2 separate regions of the Homo sapiens genome follow, and region 2 is linked to region 1. The links are chromatin loops, found by intact Hi-C in ENCODE. Cell type or tissue: tibial artery. All regions are shown on one strand. Links, peaks and the distances in the headings refer to the core of each region. The heading gives the core; the rest is flanking DNA.

Region 1 (2,500 bases), core at 1-2,500:
ATTAGCCAGGTGTGGTGGTGCATGCCCGTAGTCCCAGAGTTACTCAGGAGGCTGAGGCAGGAGGATCTCTTGAGCCTAGGAGTTTGAAATTATAGTGAGCCATGATCGCACCACTGCACTCCAGCCTGGATAGATTCCGTCTCCAAAAAAACAAAACAACAACAAAAGACATGGCATGGTAGGTTCCACCTCGCTGTCTCTCAGATCACTTGTTTTTGGGGAAACCAGCTGCCTGTCATGAGAATGCTCAAGCCACGCTATGGAGAGGCCCACATGGCAAGGAACCTGCCAACATGTGAGTAAGCCATCTCGGAAGGGGAATCACTAGACCCAGACAAGTCTTCAGGTGACTGCAGTCCTGGCCAACACCTTGACTTCAACTTCATGAGGGTCCCTGAGTTAGAATCAAGAAGCTTCCTGTGTTAATTCACTTAGGATTAAAAAAAAGAACCAATAAGCTAAGCCACTCCTAAATTCCTGACCCACACAAATCATGTTGTTTAAGCCACTAAGGTTTGGAATAATTTGTTACACCACAATACATAAACTTCCTCGACCTTCTCCTCAATGTTAGGCTCTCTCTCCTAATAACAGGCATCTAAGTAAATGTCTTCCCAGCAACTCCTCCTCTTCTTAGAGTTTAGTTTTATCCCTATCCATGTTTACAGAAATTGCTGCCATGTTACAAAAACATGATCCCATCCCCTGGCTTTAGGTGAATGATCCAAAAGTGGATACCTCACCAAAGGCAGGCCAAAAAAGTCCTTCCCTGAGATCTTTATAACTGAAGCTGAGAAGGCGGCGGTGTCTTTTCAGTAGTGGAAGCTGTAGGATGTAAAACTTGCAGTCTATCAACAGCATGATCTTTCCCATGTGGGAAAAGTGGCACAGTAGTGGGGAAGAATAAAGCCATCACATAGTGACAAGCAGAGATTCAAGGTGGACAAAATACAGACAATGCTAAGTTTCTGCTTCCAATGGTTCCTGATGCAACCCAGTTCTTCCAGTGGACAGACCATACATGTCCTATCATCCAAGCATCTAAAATCGCACCCAGTATGTAAGAGGAAATAAAATACTTACTAAATAAGTGGGTAAGATAACCCAATCTCCTTCCAATAATATCCTTTTTGTTATTGTTGTTGAAGATTTGATTATTTGAAAGCTAAAAGTCCTAACCCATTCTTTGCTAACTTTATACTTGAATATCCCTTTACTGTTATACTTAAGGCAGTATTATCTTTTTTTTTTTTTTTTTTTTTTTTTTTTTGGAGATGGGAGTCTTGCTCTGTTGTCAGGCTGGCGTGCAATGGCATGATCTCGGCTCACTGCAACCTCCGCCTCCTGGGTTCAAGAGAACCTCCTGCCTCAGCCTCCCGAGTAGCTGGGACTACAGGTACGTGCCACCATGCCCAGCTAATTTTTTGTATTTTTAGTAGAGATGGGGTTTCACCAGGTTGTCCAGGATGGTCTCCATCTCTTGACCTCGTGATCCACCCGCCTCAGCCTCCCAAGGCAGTATTATCTTAATTACTGGTTTATATGGCCTCCTCCCCTACTACTAGAGGGCGGGACATTTTCTTAGACATACATTCAAGAAATGTATGTTTAAGTGATCTGTTCAATCCTATACTCTGCATTCTTCAGCTTTTACAGTCACTGTCATCCACTTATCAACCACCTAACATCTGCAAGGCACTGGTAATACAATAAACTTACTAGACTTGCTCCTGGATTCTCATGCATTCAGTGAATCCATTCAACAAATATTAAGTACCTACTATATGCCAGGGGCTGCAAATAAACAAAGGACATGGTGTCTGCCTGCCTGCCTGCCCTCAAGGACCTTACAGTCTAATCTGTATTAGACTGTAATACAAGTAAATGGACTATTATAGTACCGTGTGTTAACTGTTACTGAAGAGATCCACACAGGCTGCTGAGCAGCCGCAAAGATTATGGCGAATTTACACTCTACATGAGAAGACTGGACATATACAGAAAAAGATAACAGCCAGGCAATGTGACATAGGCTAAACACTAAATGAGTGATTTGTTTCCCAAATTACACTGGATTAATTCACACACTTCAAGATAAGATACTATTATGGAATGATTTTTATATATACATTCAACCAACATTTCCTAAGGGCCCACTATATGCCAAGCAACCCGCTTAGCACTTTTCCAACAGTGTCTCATTCAATTCTCACATTTTATAGATTAAAGATGTGAATCTGAAAGGGTGAAGTGACTTGCCGATGTCTACATATTAAGCTGCAGAGACGGGATTTAGAATCATGTCTTCCAACTCCATGTCCTTTCATGGGACGTTTTTTGCTTTTTCATTCATCCTATGGAATACAATAAAGTGTTCTGCACAAATGAGCCACCACCAACTGCCAGCCTGATATAACTAGATGCTTATCTACATTCTGAGACGGGACCATATCAGATCAAATTACTCTGGTGCCTATTATAGATCATGTGCTGAAAGAAG
Region 2 (17,311 bases), core at 2,000-4,499, 110 kb after region 1:
CATCTTCCCTGGCCTAGCCCTAGTCTCATCCTTTCTTCCCCAACCCTGTCATCATCTGCTTTCCCAGCAGAGTGACTTTCTAATGCTAAACCCGATCATGTGGCTCTCCTCTTAAAACTCCTTCAGACTGGGTGCTGTGGTTCATGCCTGTAATCCCAGTACTTCGGGAGGCTGAGGCAGGAGGATGGCTTGAGCCCAGGAGTTTGAGACCAGCCTGGGCAACATAGGGAAGACCTGGTCTCTACAAATTTTTTTTTTAAAAATTAACTGGGCATAGCGGTGCACACCTGTGGTCCCAGCTACTCGGGAGGCTGAGGAGGATTGCTTGAGACCAGGAGGTTGAGGCTGCGGTGAGCCGAGATCATGTCACTGCACTCCAGCCTGGGCAACAGGGCAAGACCCTGTCTAAAATATATATATATAAAATAAAATAAAATTCTTCAGCATCTTCTTATGGCTTGGACCTCAGCCTGATCTCAAGCCCATGGTGACCTGGCCCCAGCTCAGTTTCTCCCCTGACCCCTGACACTCCAGTCATCCCCAGCCAGTTCCCGAGACAGAAAACCCCCCAGGAACATTCTGTCATGATCATTTTAGGACGGGAAGGTCCTTTGGAGACCCCATCTGGGCCCATGATTGTACCTTTACATTTTTCCCCGGTGCCTCCTGTGCTGCCAACTTGGAAACTCCTGGAGCCCATCCCCCAGTGGGCTTTCCACGTGCTGCTTCCTCTGCCTGGGTATGCCTTCTTCCTTGCCCAACTGGCAAACTCCTATTCATGCCTCAAGACCCAGCACCAAACTCCTCTGTGGAAGAGAATTGATTTCTTCCTTCTCTGTGTCACTCTACCTAGACGGTTGACATTCCTTGCTGTGTATTGCCAGTATGTGTTTTCAGTGAAGTCTCACCTATCAATTAGGGTTACGAGCTCTTTAAATGCTGGGATGGGATGGGCGCGGTGGCTCACGCCTGTAATCCCAGCACTTTGGGAGGCCAAGGAGAGCAGATCACCTGAGATCAGGAATTCGAGACCAGCCTGGCCAACGCGGTGAAACGCTGTCTCTACTAAAAATACAGAAATTAGCCGGGCATGGTGGTTCGGGCCTATGATCTCAGCTATTTGGGAGGCTGAGGTGGGAGAATCACTTGAACCTGGGAGGCAGAGGTTGCAGTGAGCCGAGGTTGCACCACTGCACTCCAGGCTGGGCAACAGAGCAAGACTCTGTCTCAAAAAAAAAATAAATAAATAAAAAACATTAAAAAAAGAAAAAAAGACTGGGACAGTGTCCTCTCCATTACTCTAGCCCCATCGCCCAGCATGTGCCCGGCATGAAGGCATGGCTCAGTAAAAGAGTTTGGAGTGGGTAAAGAATAAGCTTGTAACCAAAGAAGTCTTTCAACCCTACAGAAGAGTTTCCTTTAAGGGAAGAGAAAGGCCTCACCCACTACTGGCACTGAGAGGTTCCCCAAGACACATATTCTCTGTCCCCTTTGGGCTACTGGTCCTACCTCTATAGCAGAGAGGCCACCATTTACTTTTCTTCTTCTTCTTTTTTTTTTTTTTTCTTTGAGGCAGTCTCACTCTGTTGCCCAGGCTGGAGTAGTGCAGTGGCACGATCTCGGCTCACTACAACCTCCACCTCCCAGGTTCAAGCGATTCTCCTGCTTCAGCCTCCTGAGTAGCTGAGATTACAGCTGTGTACCACCATGCCTGGCTAGTTTTTGTATTTTTAGTATAGACGGGGTTTCACCTTGTTGCCCAGGCTTGTCTTGAACTCCGGAGTTCAAGTGATCTGCCCGCCTCGGCCTCCCAAAGTGCTGGGATTACAGTCATGAGCCACCGTGCCTGGCCACCATTTACTTTTCTCGGTGGTTTGGCTTGTTTTGGCTTGCGGGTATAGGAGACACACTGGGTGGGAGGTGGGGGTACGTTCTATACGTGCTGATTTAATCGTTTCCGATCTGGGGACATTTGAAGGATGCCAGCAAGGCCCCCTGCTGAAAACTATGCTCCCTACCCTGGTGCCAGGGCTGAAAATTTCAGCACTAGACATCCTCTTCTCTCTCCGCAGTCCTTCTATAATGTATTATCAGGGGCCACAGTGAGAGTCTGGGGCCCTCCCAGCTTTCCCCTTATGTCCCCAGGATGGGCCATCCCCAGTTCTGGAAATACGAGTTCGGTGCCTGCACCGGCAGCCTGGCTTCGCTGGAGCAGTACTCGGAGCAGCTGAAGGACATGGTGGCCTTCTTCCTGGGCTGCAGCTTCTCCCTGGAGGAGGCCTTGGAGAAAGCGGGGCTCCCCAGAAGAGACCCAGCAGGTCACAGCCAGGCGGGTGCATACAAGGTAGGGACACAGCCCACAGCCCACAAGGGCAGAATGGCCTGAAGATGCAGATCAACTTACATATTCCTGGGGTGGGGAGAACATGGGCACGGGAGGTGGAAAACCTAAGCTCCAGCCCCAGCTCAGCCATTTCTAGCTGTGCAACCCAGGAGAAATGATCAATCTCTCTGAGCCAGCCTCGGTCCCACTCACCTCTGGGACCACTGTGAGCACCCAGTGTGGCCCTTCTTCATGGTTCAGTGCTGTAAACCAAACCTGCTTGGGATTTCTCTGGCTCCTTTAACTTCAGGCACCTCAGCGAGATTTTTAAAAATCCTCCCTGGCTCCGGTGAGCCTCAGCCAGGGGGAATGAGCCTGGCTCTCTCAATACCCAGGGATTTGTGGCAGAGCCTCGGCCAGGCAGTAGCTCCTGGGTCAGGTCTCTGTCCAGAAAGCTGGGTCATGTTCTTGGCCGGAGGTGGCCTCTGGCAGTCACAAACACAGCACAGCCGGCGTCTCTGGGACGTGCCTGCTGTGCCTCTCCCAGCCCCTACTTGTCAAGGTGAGTGCACTCGATTCCCTGGTTCCACAGACCCTTCCTGGACATCTGTTGGTAAAGTCTGAGAGTTCACTCTGCTCCATCAGTGGTCAGCCAGCATAAACAGCCAGGCTCCAGGTTTCTTTATTTATGGAGGACTTGGATCAGAGATTTTGTCTTGGACTCTGGGACATTTATTAAAATGTCTTGGTTTGGGCTCCTGCCAGAGAGGCCCCAGCTGCCTCTGATCAGCAACAAAGCTGCCCATAGTCTGTGCTGCCTTCATGGGTGAAGTGTGCCCGAGCGGTTCTCTTGAAGCTAGGGAAGGGTGGGGATGGGACCCCAGCCACTGGCAGGCACCCATGGCAGTCTCTGGCTCTGGAACACAGCACCCTTTGTAGGAGGTGGGAGCTGAGAGGGCCCCATGGCTCGTCACATGCAGATTCTCATTTTAGATGAGGAAACCGAGGTCTAAAGAGAGAAAAGGACTTGCCCAAGTCCCAAAGCCAGATGGGAACCTGGAACCCCTGGCTCCCATCTGTACAATGTCAATAACAGAGATGTGACAATTAAATGATGCTTTGCAGTCACAGGGTCTGCTGATATGGCAACTGTTTGTTGCCTACAAAGGTGCAAGTAAGTGTCCACAGTAAGTGCTCAACAGGGCTTCACTGACCCCGATGCTTATCAAATAGCTTTCAGTCTAATATCGACACCTCTGCCCCTGGGCTCCAGGGAGAGATGGCCAGACAGCCATCTGGGATTCCATTGGCCACCCCCAGACGGGATGTGTCTCAGCCTTGGGGAGGGCTGCCTGGCTCTGCCAGTGGCTCCAGCATGTCCCCTCTCCTGGGTGCTATTATGCAGACACTGCTGGCAGCCACACCGAGGTTCCATCCTGCTGCCGCCAGGGTGGTGATAGCAAGCTCTTTAGGTGGTGGCCAAGACTGTCACAGTGGATTATAGTCCTGGCCATGTCCTAAATCTTTCATAAGCTCTATTGCAGGCACCAGAAACCATTCAGGAGGTGGGGTGGGGGAGCGAAACACCAATAAAAGTCACACAGATCAAACCGGGCAACATCTGTTAAGGCAGGAGGCACCAGGCCGTGCTCCATGGGGTCTGGGGACAGGCTTGTTGCTTGTGTGGATTCAGGAGGCAGAGTGAACACCAGCTCCTCCTGTGATGTTCTCCCTTGCCTCCCTCTGCCCGTGATTCACCAGAGGCTGTTTACCTTTGGTCCATGGCCCTTGCAGTCCCTAGAGAAATTCAGAGGCTCCATGATATTGGATGGGAAAAAAAGTACGTTTTTCTTTTCCCTTCTTCCCTCCCTCCCTTCTTTATTTTATTTTATTTTTATTTTTATTTTTGACAGTTCTTGCTCAGTTGCCCAGGCTGGAGTGGTGCAGTGGCACAGTCACAGCTCACTGCAGCCTCAACCTCCTGGGTTCAAGAGATCCTCCCATCTCAGCCTCCCGAGTAGCTGGGACCATAGGCATGTGCCAGCACACCCAGCTAATTTATGGTTTTGGTTTTTTTTGGTAGAGACAGGGTTTCGCTGTATTGCCCAGGCTGGTCTTGAACTTCTGGGCTCAAGCGATCCAACCTTCTTGGCCTCCCAAAGTGCTGGTATTACAGGCATGAACCACTGTGCCCAGCCTCAATTTTATTTTCATAACCTCAACTCACATTTAGCATTTCCTTCAATTATGAATGTAGGCAGCAAATGGCTGTCATATCAGCAGACCCTGTGACTTCATGGCTGGCAACAGAAATCACAGATATCTTCATATCACGTTAGAGTTCTTCCTGATGTCTCAAAAATATCCTATATGCTGATCACTACTTCAAAGTTACAATGATAGTAGAACTGGCATCTTGTTTCTTAGGCTGCTACTGAGGAAGCATGCATATTGTCTCACATTTTTCCTTTTTTTTTTTTCTTTGAGATGGAGTCTTGCTCTGTCACCCAGGCCGGAGTGCAATGGTGTGATTTCGGCTCACTGCAATCTCCGCCTCCTGGGTTCAAGCCGTTCTCCTGCCTCAGCCTCCCGAGTAGCTGGGACTAGAGGCGCGTGCCACCATGCCCGGCGAACTTTTGTATTTTTAATAGAGATGGGGTTTCACCATGCTGGCCAGGCTGGTCTCGAACTCCTGACCTCGTGATCCGCCCACCTCGGCCTCCCAAGTGCTGGGATTACAGGTGTGAGCCATCGTGTCTGGCCACATTTTTCTATTATTTGATAACTGTGCTTGCAGGATAATTGGTTTCCTTTGGAATCCTGTGCATTTTCTTGTATGCAGTTAAAGGCATTACTTTGACCAGGGGTCCACAGCTGTACTAGTCTACCAAAGGGGTCCGTGGCACACAAAAAGTTAAGATTCCCTATTTTAAACCAGTAATTAACAGCAAACTCCCTCTCTCTATGTCACATAAAAATAGAAGCTAATTTCTATAACAGCTACTCCTCCTTCATTTAGCTGCCTTGAACTCTTGGTGCTCAGAGCTTGGATCTGTGCTAATTCCATTTTTTAACATTTTCACTTGATTTTTTTTTTTTTTTGGTCAGACAACAGTGCCTTGTGTTACCCATGCTGGCTTCTGCTGCCCTCTGGTGGTCACGATGAGGCCCATTCCCAAGGACAAGCTGGAAGGGCTGGTGCGGGCCTGCTGCTCCCTCGGAGGTGAGCAGGGGCAACCTGTTCACATGGGCGACCCAGGTCAGTGTCTCTCGCTCCTGCCCATGATCTTCCTGTTCACATGGGCAACCCAGGTCAGTGTCTCTCGCTCCTGCCCATGATCCCCCTGTTCACATCGGCGACCCAGGTCAGTGTCTCTCGCTCCTGCCCATGATCCTGACAGCCTCTCTTGGAGTTGGGCCTAAGAAGCAGACAGGAGTTTGCCACGTTCCTAAGCTCCCATGGCTTGTCTTTGTTTTTACCAGGGGTCTCCAGGGGCAAAGGCCCTGAACAAGGCTCAAAGGCTCTGGCAGCTGTATCAGGGCTGGGCTTACAGATGCCCCTCAGGTTTAAAGGTGCCACCCTTGGCAGAATAGCCAGTCTCACTGTGATGTAAGTTTATATATATCACATCCTTTTGGGTTTTTACCGAGGCTTAATAATACATACATAGGAAAAAATATATATATATATAATGAATATATATATTGGGTTTTGTCCACAATTCCTGGCTCATAACTCCTAAAATTCTTGGAACCTCCAAAATGCTGTATTTTGTCTGATAGGTTCAGGGTGGGGCTGGTCACCAGAAAGACTAAGGTAGGATTAGAGGGTTGGGACTTTCAGCTCCACCCCTCCCCGCAACCTCCAGGGAGGAAAGAGGGGCTAAAGGTCAAGCTGATTACCCACGGCTGATGGTTTAATCAATCATGCTCATGTAATGAAGCCTCCGTAAAACCCCAAGAGGATAGGCTTCAGTGAGCTTCTACATAGCTGAACACATGTAGGTTCCTAGAGGGTGGTGCCTAAGGAGGGCATGGAAGCTCCGCACCCCTTCCCCCACACCTTGCCCTGGGCATCTCTATCTGTATCCTTTGCAATATCCTTTATTTAATTTAATTAAATTAATTAATTTATTTATTTTTGAGACACAGTTTCCCTCTGTCGCCCAGGCTGGAGTGCAGCGTTGCAATCTCAGCTCACTGCAACCTCCATCTCCTGGGTTCAAGCGATTCTCCTGCCTCAGCCTCCCAAGTAGCTGGGATTACAGGTGCCCAACACCATGCCCAGCTAATTTTTGTATTTTTAGTAGAGATGGGGTTTTGCCATGTTGGCCAGGCTGGTCTTGAACGCCTGGCCTCAAGTGGTCTGCCCGTCTTGGCCTCCCAAAGTGCTGGGATTACAGGTATGAGCCACCGCACCCGGTCTGCAATATTTTTTATGATAAACTGGTATACATAAGTAAATGTTTCCTCAAGGTCTGTGAGCTGCTCCAGGAAATTAATCAAACTCAAAGAGTTTGGGTATAATCAAACCCAAAGAGGGTTAATCAAACTGGAAGCCAGTTGGTCAGAAGTTCTGGAGGCCCAGACTTGCAACTGGTGTCTGTAGGGGGGTGGCCTTGGGGACTGAGCCCTCAACCCGTGGGTTCTGATGCTATCTCCAGGTGGAATGGAATTGGAGGGCACCCAGCTGGTGCCTCCTGCTTGATGGTGGGGAGAAACCCCTACAAATTTGGTCACAGGAGTCTTCTGTGTGGATGACTGTTACTGCGGTGTGAGAGCAGAGGAAACACACCATTTAGGTAGAGTTTTTTTCTCTACACGCTCACCCACTGGGGATCTTTGATAAATGTAAAGCTCCTATGAACTTCCAATGAATCTGGGGTTGGAGGAAGCCAAGGGTTGCAGCAGGGCTCTTTGTCCGGAGATTTGAGCTCGAAGCAACGTCTAATCTGGGCTGCTATTCTTTGGTATATTTGGGTAGGAGATGGCTTTGTTCCATATGTTAATTTGAGCTGAAATCCATTGATCCCCAGCGTATTCACTCAATCTGAGAGTGAGTGAACAGATCCAAGATGAAGAGCCAATATCAAGAAGCTGTGCAGGCCTCTTAGAAGGCCTGATGAGAGTTTGAGACTGGGCCTTGGTTGAGGGTCCAAGTTTGGTATACCTAAACTTGCTCAACTGCATAACCGACAACATTAGACAGAACCTAGCCTTTTGTGAAAATGCAGTCAGTACTTGCTAGCTTCATCACATGAGGATGATTCAGGGCCACCCACCAGGATGGTGTCTGCTGAGGAGTTTTATCATTAGCGGGGATGGATTGGGCCCAGCACATCCATCTTTGCTGTCTTCGGGATTAGGTTGCTGCTGGTAGTCAAGCAGCTGAGGTTAGGTGCATGAGATGTGACCCAGCCTGGACCAAGGTCAACCCCCCAAGGCTGGCTTTGGTAGCAATCTGCACAATGAGAGTACTAGGCTCAATGCACCCAAGGATCCTTCCAGAAATCACGCCACACAGTTTGAGATTCTGTTTTCTGAAACCACCATGCCACATGGACTGTAAATTATGGAGTAGCCTGAGTTGTCAAAGCCTTAATCCCTATTCTCCTTCACCTCTTCCTCAAATACCATTTACAATAATCCTGCAATTTGAGTTTCTGTTTTAGAGAAAGAACCATAAACTACTCAACCAGTTCTAATTGGATGCTCCCTGCTGAGGAAATTACATTTTCCTTTTCCATCTGCAGAACTGTTGGGAATCAAAGAGCTTTCCAAACCTGCCTACGGGGATGCCATGGTGTGTCCCCCAGGGGAGGTTCCAGTGTTCTGGCCTTCTCCGCTGACCAGTCTCGGAGCTGTCAGCAGCTGTGGTACGTTGGGGGATAATGGGACAATCGATCTGCCCTAGGATGGAGCCCAGTGGGGTCTAGTTCTTGAAAGCATATTCTCGTAGTACAATGATTTAAAAATAAAGCCATGAAACAAAACACAAAACAGAGGCCTACAGCTACAGTGAATCTCTCTCTGGTTTCCTTCTTTTATTTATTTATTTTTTTTTGAGACAGGGTCTCACTCTGTTGCCAGGCTAGAGTGCTGTGGTGCAATCTCGGTTCACTGCAACCTCCAGCTCCCTGGTTCAAGCGATTTTTCAGTCTCAGCCTCCTGAGTAGCTGGGATTACAGGCATGTGCCACCATGCCCAGCTAATTTTTGTATTTTTAGTAGAGACGGGGTTTCACCATGTTGGCCAGGATGGTCTCAATCTCCTGACCTCGTGGTCTGCCCACCTTTGCCTCCCACAGTGCTGGGATTACAGGCGTGAGTCATCGCGCCTGGCCTGGTTTCCTTCTTTTAATCCCAGGGCTGGATCTCCTTACCAGAGCACTTTGTCTTACAACTCAATTTTTTTGTCGTTGGTTTTTTGGTTTTGTTGAGACACAGTCTCACTCTGTCGCCCAGGCTGGAGTGCAGTGGCACGATCTCGGCTCACTGCAAGCTCCGCCTCCTGGGCTCCAGCGAGGGAGGTGTGCCTCAGCCTCCCAAGTAGCTGGAATTACAGGTGCATGCCACCACACCTGGCTAATTTTTGTATTTTTAGTAGAGACGAGGTTTTGCCATGTTGGCCACGCTGGTCTTGAACTCCTGGCCTCAAGTGATCCTCCCACCTCAGCCTCCCAAAGTGCTTGGATTGCAGGCATGAGCCACCGTGTCCAGCCTCAAATATGTTTTGATTAAATATATTTCCTTCCTTCCTTCCCTTCTTCTTTCTTCTTTCTCTCTCTCTCCCTTCCTTCTTGTCTTGTCTTTCTTTCTTTCTCTTTCTTTCTTTCTTTCACAGAGTCTCACTCTATTGCCAAGGCTTGAGTTCAGTGGCATCATCATAGCTCACTGCAGCCTCAAACCTCTGGGGTCAAGTGATCCTCCCATCTCAGCTTCCCAGGTAGCTGGGACTACAGGCATACGCCGCCATACCAAACCAATTTTTAGAAATTTTTTGTAGAGATGGGGTCTTGTTACAATGTCCAGGCTGGTCTCAAAGTTCTGGGCTCAAGTGATTCTCCTGCCCCAGCCTCCTGAGTCATAGGGATAACAGCATGAGCCATTGCTTCAGCCGTTTTGATTAAATATATATTTTTATCTGCTGAAGCATCCCAGCCCATTCTAGCAGGAGGACTAACCTTTAGCTTGGCTTTTTGAGACATTTTGGAGATTGATGGGGCCTTGAAAACAAAGGTGAAGCCAAGAAATATAACTAAACAAGTCATTTCCTGTGGTATTTGCAAGGTGATTATAAACAAGGCCAGCAGCAGTACATTTTTTCCAAGGCCTAGGTGATATTACAATGAAGAGACACACGAGGGCGCCCTCGCTAGCTCTCAGTAAGATAGGAAGGTGACAGAAACATGAAAAATAACAGCTATTGCAGACCATGGTCATGGACACTGGAAAATTCTGGCCAGGCCAGCCACACTTGCGCTGTAAGCACATACTGTAGTGTTACTTTAATTTATTTTGAAAGCATTCGTGAGAGTTCAGCTATCAGAATGGCCTCATGCGAGGGAAAGATCATCCCTAATGTGGTGATGAGGCGTGGCTGCCAAGATCCACAGGATTCCATTTGTTCATTTATTTAAGTGCATGTGTTGAGAACCTGCTATGTGCCAGGCATGCACCCAGGCCTCAGGAGTACAGTGCTCCATGGGACAGGATGGAGTCCTCTGGGCGCTCATGGTCTTGTCTGAGTGTGTGTGTGGGCATGTGTGTAGACACACCCACCCACGTGCAGTAAACGTCCCCCAGCCCAGTGGCCTCACCGCTTTCCCACCATCGGTCGTGGCAGGTGCCCTGCAGAGGAGATCTCACTGCTGTGGGCACCCCAGCATGGCATGTTCCAGTCCTTTAGTTCTGACAGCGATAGCACAATTGATCGTAGATGAGAACAAATGACATCAGAGAGGGACAATCTTGAATCATTCTCAAATTCCCTTTTTTTTTTTTTGAGACAAGGTCTCGCTCTGTCACCCAGGCTGAGTGCAGTGGCACGATCACAGCTCACTGTAGCCTTGACCTCCTAGGCTCAAGCAATCCTCCCACCTGAGCCTCTGGAGTAGCTGGACTACAGGTATGCACCATCATGTCCAGCTAATTTTTAAATTTTTGTGGAGATGGGGTCTCACTATGTTGCCCAAGCTGGTCTTGAACTCCTGGGCTCAAGCGATCCTCCCACCTCAGCCTCCCAAAGTGCTGGGATTATAGTCGTGAGCCACCATGCCTACCTTGAACTTCAATATTTAAACTTCTATTAGCAATAGATTATGTGCAACAGACCTCACAACTGATGGGGGCAAAACCCCGTGTCATGCTCTGAGCTGACTGTTCTGACATCTACCTGGTTTTGGAGTGACCAGTTTTAGGTGCCATCCAAAACACAGACAAGCGATAATTAAATTCATCATCAGATTCAAGACTTTTTCCCCTTACACATCAAATCTAAAAGTTATGTATCTATTAGATTTTTATTTTGAAGTGCTGGCTGACTCTTTCTATTAAATATGAAACTTTAAGCCAAGTGTGGTGGCTTACGCCTGTAATCCCAGCACTTTGGGAGGCTGAGGTGGTCGGATCACTTGAGGTCAGGAGTTCAAGACCATCTTGGCCAACATGGTAAAACCCTGTCTCTACTAAAAATACAAAAATTAGCCAGGCGTGATGGCACACACCTATAATCCCAGCTACTTGGGAGGCTGAGAATTGCTTGAACCCCAGAGGCGGAGGTTGCAGCGAGCTGAGATCTCACCACTGCACTCCAGCCTGGGTGATAGAGCGAGACTCTGTCTCAAAAAAAAAAGAAACTTTATTGTTTCTGTGAAATCCAAGATTTATTTACTCAATTCACATCTGCATTTGTTGAACACCTATTATGCGCAAGGCCCTCTGTGGGATCCTGAGATGAATGAGCAATGGTCGCTCTTCTCCAGGAGCATACAACTGAGTAGAGATGAATACTCAAAGATAGTAATGACACTGAGGAAGGCAGAAGAGGTAAATAGTATGGTATTAAGCACTTAATGAGCTAGGCATAAGGAACTAAGAATGAGTAAGATACTACGTGGTTCAGGCCAGGCTCTGTGGCTCATGCCTGTAATCCCAGCACTGTGGTAGGCTGAGGCAGGAGGATTGCTTGAGCCCAGGAGTTTGAGGCCGCAGTGAGCTGTGTTGCACCACTGTACTCCAGCCTGGGCAACAGAGCAAGGCCTTATCTCTTTAAAAATATATATAGATGAGGCTGGGTGCGGTGGCTCACGCCTGTAATCCCAGCACTCTGGGAGGCTGAGACAGGAGGATCACCTGAGGTCAGGAGTTCGAGCCAGCCTAGCCAACATGGCAAAACCCTGTCTCTACTAAAAATACAAAAATTAGCCGGGTGTAGTGGTGCACGCCTATAATCCCAGCTACTCAGGAGGCTGAGACAGGAGAATTTCTTGAACCCGGGAGGCAGAGGTTGCAGTGAGCCGAGATCGCACCACTGCACTCCAACCTGGGCGACAGAGCAAGGTTCCGTCTCCAAAAAAAAAAAAATATATGCTTGTTCAATTAAGCAAACCATCGAGGGCTTACTCTGAAACAAGCACTTTGCTGAACACTTTCTTAAAAATTTATTTTTTTTTTTTACATTTTTAAACCACGAGTATGCTAAACACTTTTTTTTTTTTTTTTTTTTTTTGAGATAAGGTCTTGCTCTGTTGCCTAGGCTGGAGTGCAGTGACGTGTTCTCAGCTCACTGCAGCCTCTGCCTCCCAGGTTCAAGCAATTCTCCCACCTCAGCCTCCCAAGTAGCTGGGATTACAGGCGCACCACCAAGCTGGGCTAATTTTTGTATTTTTAATAGAGACAGGGTTTCACTATGTTGCCCAGGCTGGTCTTGAACTCCTGACCTCAGGTGATCCACCCTCCTTGGCCTCCCAAAGTATTGGGATTACAGCCGTGAGCCACTGCGCCCTGCCTGCTAAACACTTTTATGTACGTTTTCCAGTTTCGTTCTGACAATAGCCATATGAGGCATTATCATTACAGTCAAAGAAACAGGTTTAAAGAATAAAGTCGGGCTGGGCGTGGTGGCTCACACCTGTAATCCCAGCACTTTGGGAGGTCAAGAGGGGAAGATCACCTGAGGTCAGGAGTTTGAGACCAGCCTGGATAACATGGTAAAACACTGTCTCTACTAAAAATACTAAAATTAGCCAGGCGTGGTGGCGGGTGCCTGTAATCCCAGCTACTCAGGAGGCTGAGGCGGGAGAGTCGCTTGAACCCAGGAGGCAGAGGTTGCAGTGAGCCAAGATCATACCACTGCACTCCAGCCTGGGTGACACAACAAGACTCCATCTCAAAAAAAAAAAAAAAAAGAATAAAGTCAATAAAGTCACATCTCAAATTCCAGTATATTCACAATGCTAAAACCAGTTCTTAATAACTATGCTAGAGTGTTTCACATTGCCTGAAATCTAACAAAGGAGAGTCTTTAAAGAATAAAATTAACATAAATCAAAGCAAAATGTAAGTGCCATAAGGAAAAATAGAAACGATGCCATAAGGAAAAATAGAAATGATGCTCACAGAGGGTTCCAAACCTAACATTTGCTGGAAAGCAAAGCAAGATGGCTTCATGAGTTTTAAGAATCCAGTAAACACTTCCTGATATCCATGGGTTAAATTGATGGAATCGCCTAGAGCTCTAGCTATAGCTGTGGCTGTATCTCACTTCTTTTCAACCCATATTCAACTCATCTTTACTTTCCTAGAGATTAGAGGCAACTGTTTAAATGGAACTTGATGTAGCTATAAACCAGCTTATTCTGACCTTGGTGCCAGCAGGTGGTATAGGGAGTGCTTAGGCTGAGTTGATGGCCAGGTGCCATCTTGCCTATCAACAGTGGGCTAGATGAGGGTAGGCTGGACTTGATGAAGTGGCTGGGCTCAGACCCTCCTGCTGTGTGTTTTAGAGACCCCACTGGCTTTTGCCAGCATCCCAGGCTGCACAGTTATGACTGACCTGAAGGATGCAAAGGCTCCACCTGGTTGTCTCACCCCAGAGAGAATTCCAGAGGTCCATCACATTTCCCAAGATCCTCTGCACTACAGCATCGCGTCAGTCTCTGCTTCTCAGAAGATCAGAGAACTAGAGTCTATGATCGGCATAGACCCAGGTAAGAAACAACACATTTGCTCGGCATAGACCCAGGTAAGAAACAACACATTTGCACCTGGAGAAAATCACCTTTTCAGTGAAAAAGGTGGGATGCAAAATGTATCCACAGGATGATTTTTTAAATGTTGATACTGCATATAAATCTCAAAAAGACTAGAATTAAATACACCAAAATACTGACATTGATGGTCTCTAGGTAGTGGTATTGTGAGTGATTTTTGCTTACTTTCTTTTTCTTTCTTTCTTTCTCTTTCTTTCTTTTGTTTTCTTTCTTTTCTTTCTTTTTTTTCTTTTTTTTTTGAGACAGAGTCTTACTCTATTGCCCAGGCTGGAACAATGGCGTGATCTTGGCTCAAGTGATTCTCCTGTCTCAGCCTCCTGAGTAGCTGGGATTACAGGCACGCTCCACCACACCTGGCTAATTTTTGTATTTTTAGCAGAGACAGGATTTCACCATGTTGGCCAGGCTGGTCTTAAACTGCTGACCTCATGATCCGCCCACCTTGGCCTCCCAAAGTGCTGGGTTTACAAGCGTGAGCCACCATGCCCAGCCTTGCTTTCTTCTTTATGGCTTTTTATTTATTTATTTATTTATTTATTTATTTTTGAGATGGAGTCTCACTCTGTTGCCCAGGCTGGAGTGTGGTGGTGCAATCTCAATTCACTGCAACCTCCATCTCCCGGGTTCAAGTGATTCTCCTGCCTCAGCCTCCTGAGTAGCTAGGACTATAGGCATGTGCCACCCCACCCAGCTAATTTTTGTATTTTTAGTAGAGTCGAGGTTTCACCATGTTGGCCAGGCTGGTCTCGAACTCCTGACATCAGGTAATCCACCCATCTCGGCCTCCCGAAGTGCTGGGATTGCAGGTGTAAGCCACCATGTCCAGTAGTTTTTGGCTTTTTCTTGTTGTTCTAAACTTTAACACTAAACGTGAGGAAGTTCGTTGAGTTTATTTGCTGGGCATGTTGCCAGCCAGAAGCAGATGGGGTTAGGTAGTAAGAAAAAAAGAGAGAATGGTTTCTAGGTAGGCAACTGCCACCATTAAAAAAAAGTTATTTATGTAGTTTATTATTATTATTTAGAGATGGGGGCGTGGTGTCTCACTATGTTGCCCAGGTTGGTCTTGAACTCCTGGGCTCAAGTGATTTTCCCGCCTCGGCCTCCCAAAGTGCTGGGACTGCAGGCATAAGCCACCTAGCCTGTCCTCTATGGATTTAGTGATGTCCCTAATCTCCCCCTTTAGTGCCATTGCCCTGGGGTTGGGCATGGAATAGATTAGTTGTATACTGGATAGCAGGGATAGTGATGGGGTAGGATTACTTCTCCGGGGATCCCAGTGGGGCAGGACCCTACAGCCACAGCCTCACAACAGTTTGCAGTCAACTTGTATATTGTATAACGCATCTCAGGGGAAGGATAGCCCTTCTGTGGCTTTGGAGCCACTGGCCTTCTGTACATGGGAGAGGGCTGGTGGGATCCCCTAGGGGACCTGCTGATTCCAATTAGTTATTTTATTTTATTTTATTTTATTTTTTATTTTATTTTATTTTATATTTTTATTTATTTTTATTTTTTTATTTTAGTTTAGTTTATTTATTTTATTTTATTTTATTTTTTGAGACAAGATCTCACTCTGTTGCCCAGGCTGGAGTGCAGTGATGCGATCTTGGCTCACTGTAACCTCCACCTCCTAGGCTCAAGCAATCCTCCCACCTCAGCCTCCTGAGTAGCTGAGACTACAGGCCGGCACCACCATACCTGGCTAATTTGTTGTTGTATTTTTAGTAGAGACGGGGTTTTGCCATGTTACCCAGGCTGGTCTCAAACTCCTGAGCTCAAGTGGTCTGCCCACCTCAGCCTCCCAAAGTGCTGGGATTACAGGCATGAGCCACCATGCCTGGCCCTGCTGATTCCAATTAGAAAGAGGTTTGCTAAAAGCTGGTTGAGGGGCTTTTAACTTCCTGCTATGTCTTCATTTAAGGGCTGAATTTCTAATCCCAGGTGGCCAGCAGGGACTGCAGTTTCACCTGCCATTGTGTGTGGTAAATCCCTTTGTTGGCAAACACTCATGAGAGAATTACGGTGTAGCCCATACCTCAGTTTCTTCATCAGCGTAACAGGAGTGATGACAATTATGCCTGCCTCTCTGGGTTGTGATGCATGATAAGGATAATGGTGTCACCTACCAAGTTATACTGTGCCAGGCAACAGGCTGCAAGCATTTATGCGTTTCATCTTATTAAATTCTCCCAGTGACTCTACGTGGAGGCAGCTATGATTAACTTCATTTAACAGGTGAGGAAACTGAGGCAGATAAGGTACAAAGACTTTCCAAAATCCACATACCTAGTAGGTGGTCAGGGCAGAACTTGAACCCATGTCTGCTGACTTCAAGCCTATGATTTATACCTGTCAGCTAAATTAGAATCTCAATGGAAACGGTAAGTCACAGTCTTGCCTGGGCAGTTGAAAGAGTGCTCTAGCGACTCCTGGTTCACACCCCAGTCCCTCTTCTGGACCTTCTCATGGGCCGTGCTCCTAAACCTGGGGTACAAACCGCCCTTGGCACCTGGAATGACTGGAGAGGAGAAGGCATATGTGGCCTCCCCACCGGCCCACCTGACTCTCATTCCCCAGAGTCAGGTGGGCCAGTGGGAAGATCTAGGTAGCTACCTGCATCAATGGTGGCCGACCTCCGTGGAGAGCTGAGGGGTGAGGCCAGCCTGCAAAGCAGCAGTCAGCAATCTGGGCCAGACTCCCAGGGCCCAGACAGGACTGATTCCAGCACCAGTTTAAAGCCTACAGCAGCTGGGTAGAACCCCAAAACAGACAGGCTGGGACCTTCCCCTGCTGGCCAGCACTGTCACGAATCTGACAGTGCAGACCAGCCCTAGAAATACCTAATTCTTGGGAGGCCGAGGTGGGAGGATCACTTGAGGTCAGGAGTTGAAGACCAGCCTGGCCAATGTAGAGAGATCCTATCTCTAGAAAAAACAATAATAATAAAAATTAGCTAGGTGTGGTGGTGTCAAACGCCTGTGGTCCCAGCTACTGGGGAGGCTGAGGTGTGCAGATCGCTTGAGTTCAGGAATTTGAAGCTGCAGTGAGCCATGATTGCAGCACTGCACTCCAGCCTGGGCAATAGAGCAATACCCTGTGAAAGAAAGAAAGAAAGAAAGAAAGTTGGGGGGGGGGAGGGAGGGAGGGAGGGAGTCTGATTCTGGAAGGAAGGAAGGAAGGAAGGGAGGGAGGGAGGGAGGGAGGGAAGGAGGGAGGGAGGGAGGGAAGGAAGGAAATGTCTGATTCTCTCCCCTGGGCCTAGGAGCAAAAGTTGTCTTCCAATGACAGGGGCATCTGTAGTAACTAAATTTCTTGCTGAACCACTGGACATAGCTCTTTGCCTGTTTGTCTTCTGTTAGGTTGTTCATTCATTAGTTCATTCTGTAGAGAATGTGGTTTCCTTTACATATAATCCTATAGTAAATTAAGGATATAAACCCACCACAGATACACCTCATAGGTTATGCTCATGACTGTGTATACATAAAGTATCTTACATAGTTGATCCCCTGGGTGGATTTTTTTTTTCTTTTGAGACACAGTCTCACTCTGTTGCCCAGGCTGGAGTGCAGTGGTGTGATCTTGGCTCATTGCAACCGCCACCTCCTGGGTTCAAGCAGTTCTTGTGCCTCAGCTTCTCAACGTAGCTGGGATTACAGGCATGTGCCACCATGTCTGGCTAATTTTTGTAATTTTAGTAGAGCTGGGGTTTCACC

Evidence for each region. Hi-C counts contacts between places; a loop is a spot of excess contacts. Peaks named below come from ENCODE experiments on the same cell type or tissue, not always from the same donor. Only the 100,000 strongest peaks of a DNase experiment are listed, where the experiment ranks them.
Region 2: it touches region 1 in a loop (8-fold over the local background); 65 of 110 quality-filtered maps call a loop at or near these places.

What each region holds. Positions count from the first base shown.
Region 1 is chr14:91,055,627-91,058,126 of GRCh38, forward strand. All of the region lies in intron 1 of RPS6KA5 (ribosomal protein S6 kinase A5), which reads right to left. Among named protein-coding and RNA genes, the nearest start is that of RPS6KA5, 3.8 kb to the right of the region's middle. In tibial artery, for the core only: no CTCF peak of the experiment used is centred there; no DNase peak of the experiment used is centred there.
Region 2 is chr14:91,167,858-91,185,168 of GRCh38, forward strand. DGLUCY (D-glutamate cyclase) reads left to right here. Exons shown (of 14, transcript NM_001102368.3): 5 at 2,146-2,344; 6 at 5,432-5,582; 7 at 8,077-8,199; 8 at 13,329-13,532. Among named protein-coding and RNA genes, the nearest start is that of SNORA11B, 50 kb to the left of the region's middle. In tibial artery, for the core only: no CTCF peak of the experiment used is centred there; a DNase peak (open chromatin) is centred at 3,548; H3K27ac peaks cover 1,208 bases.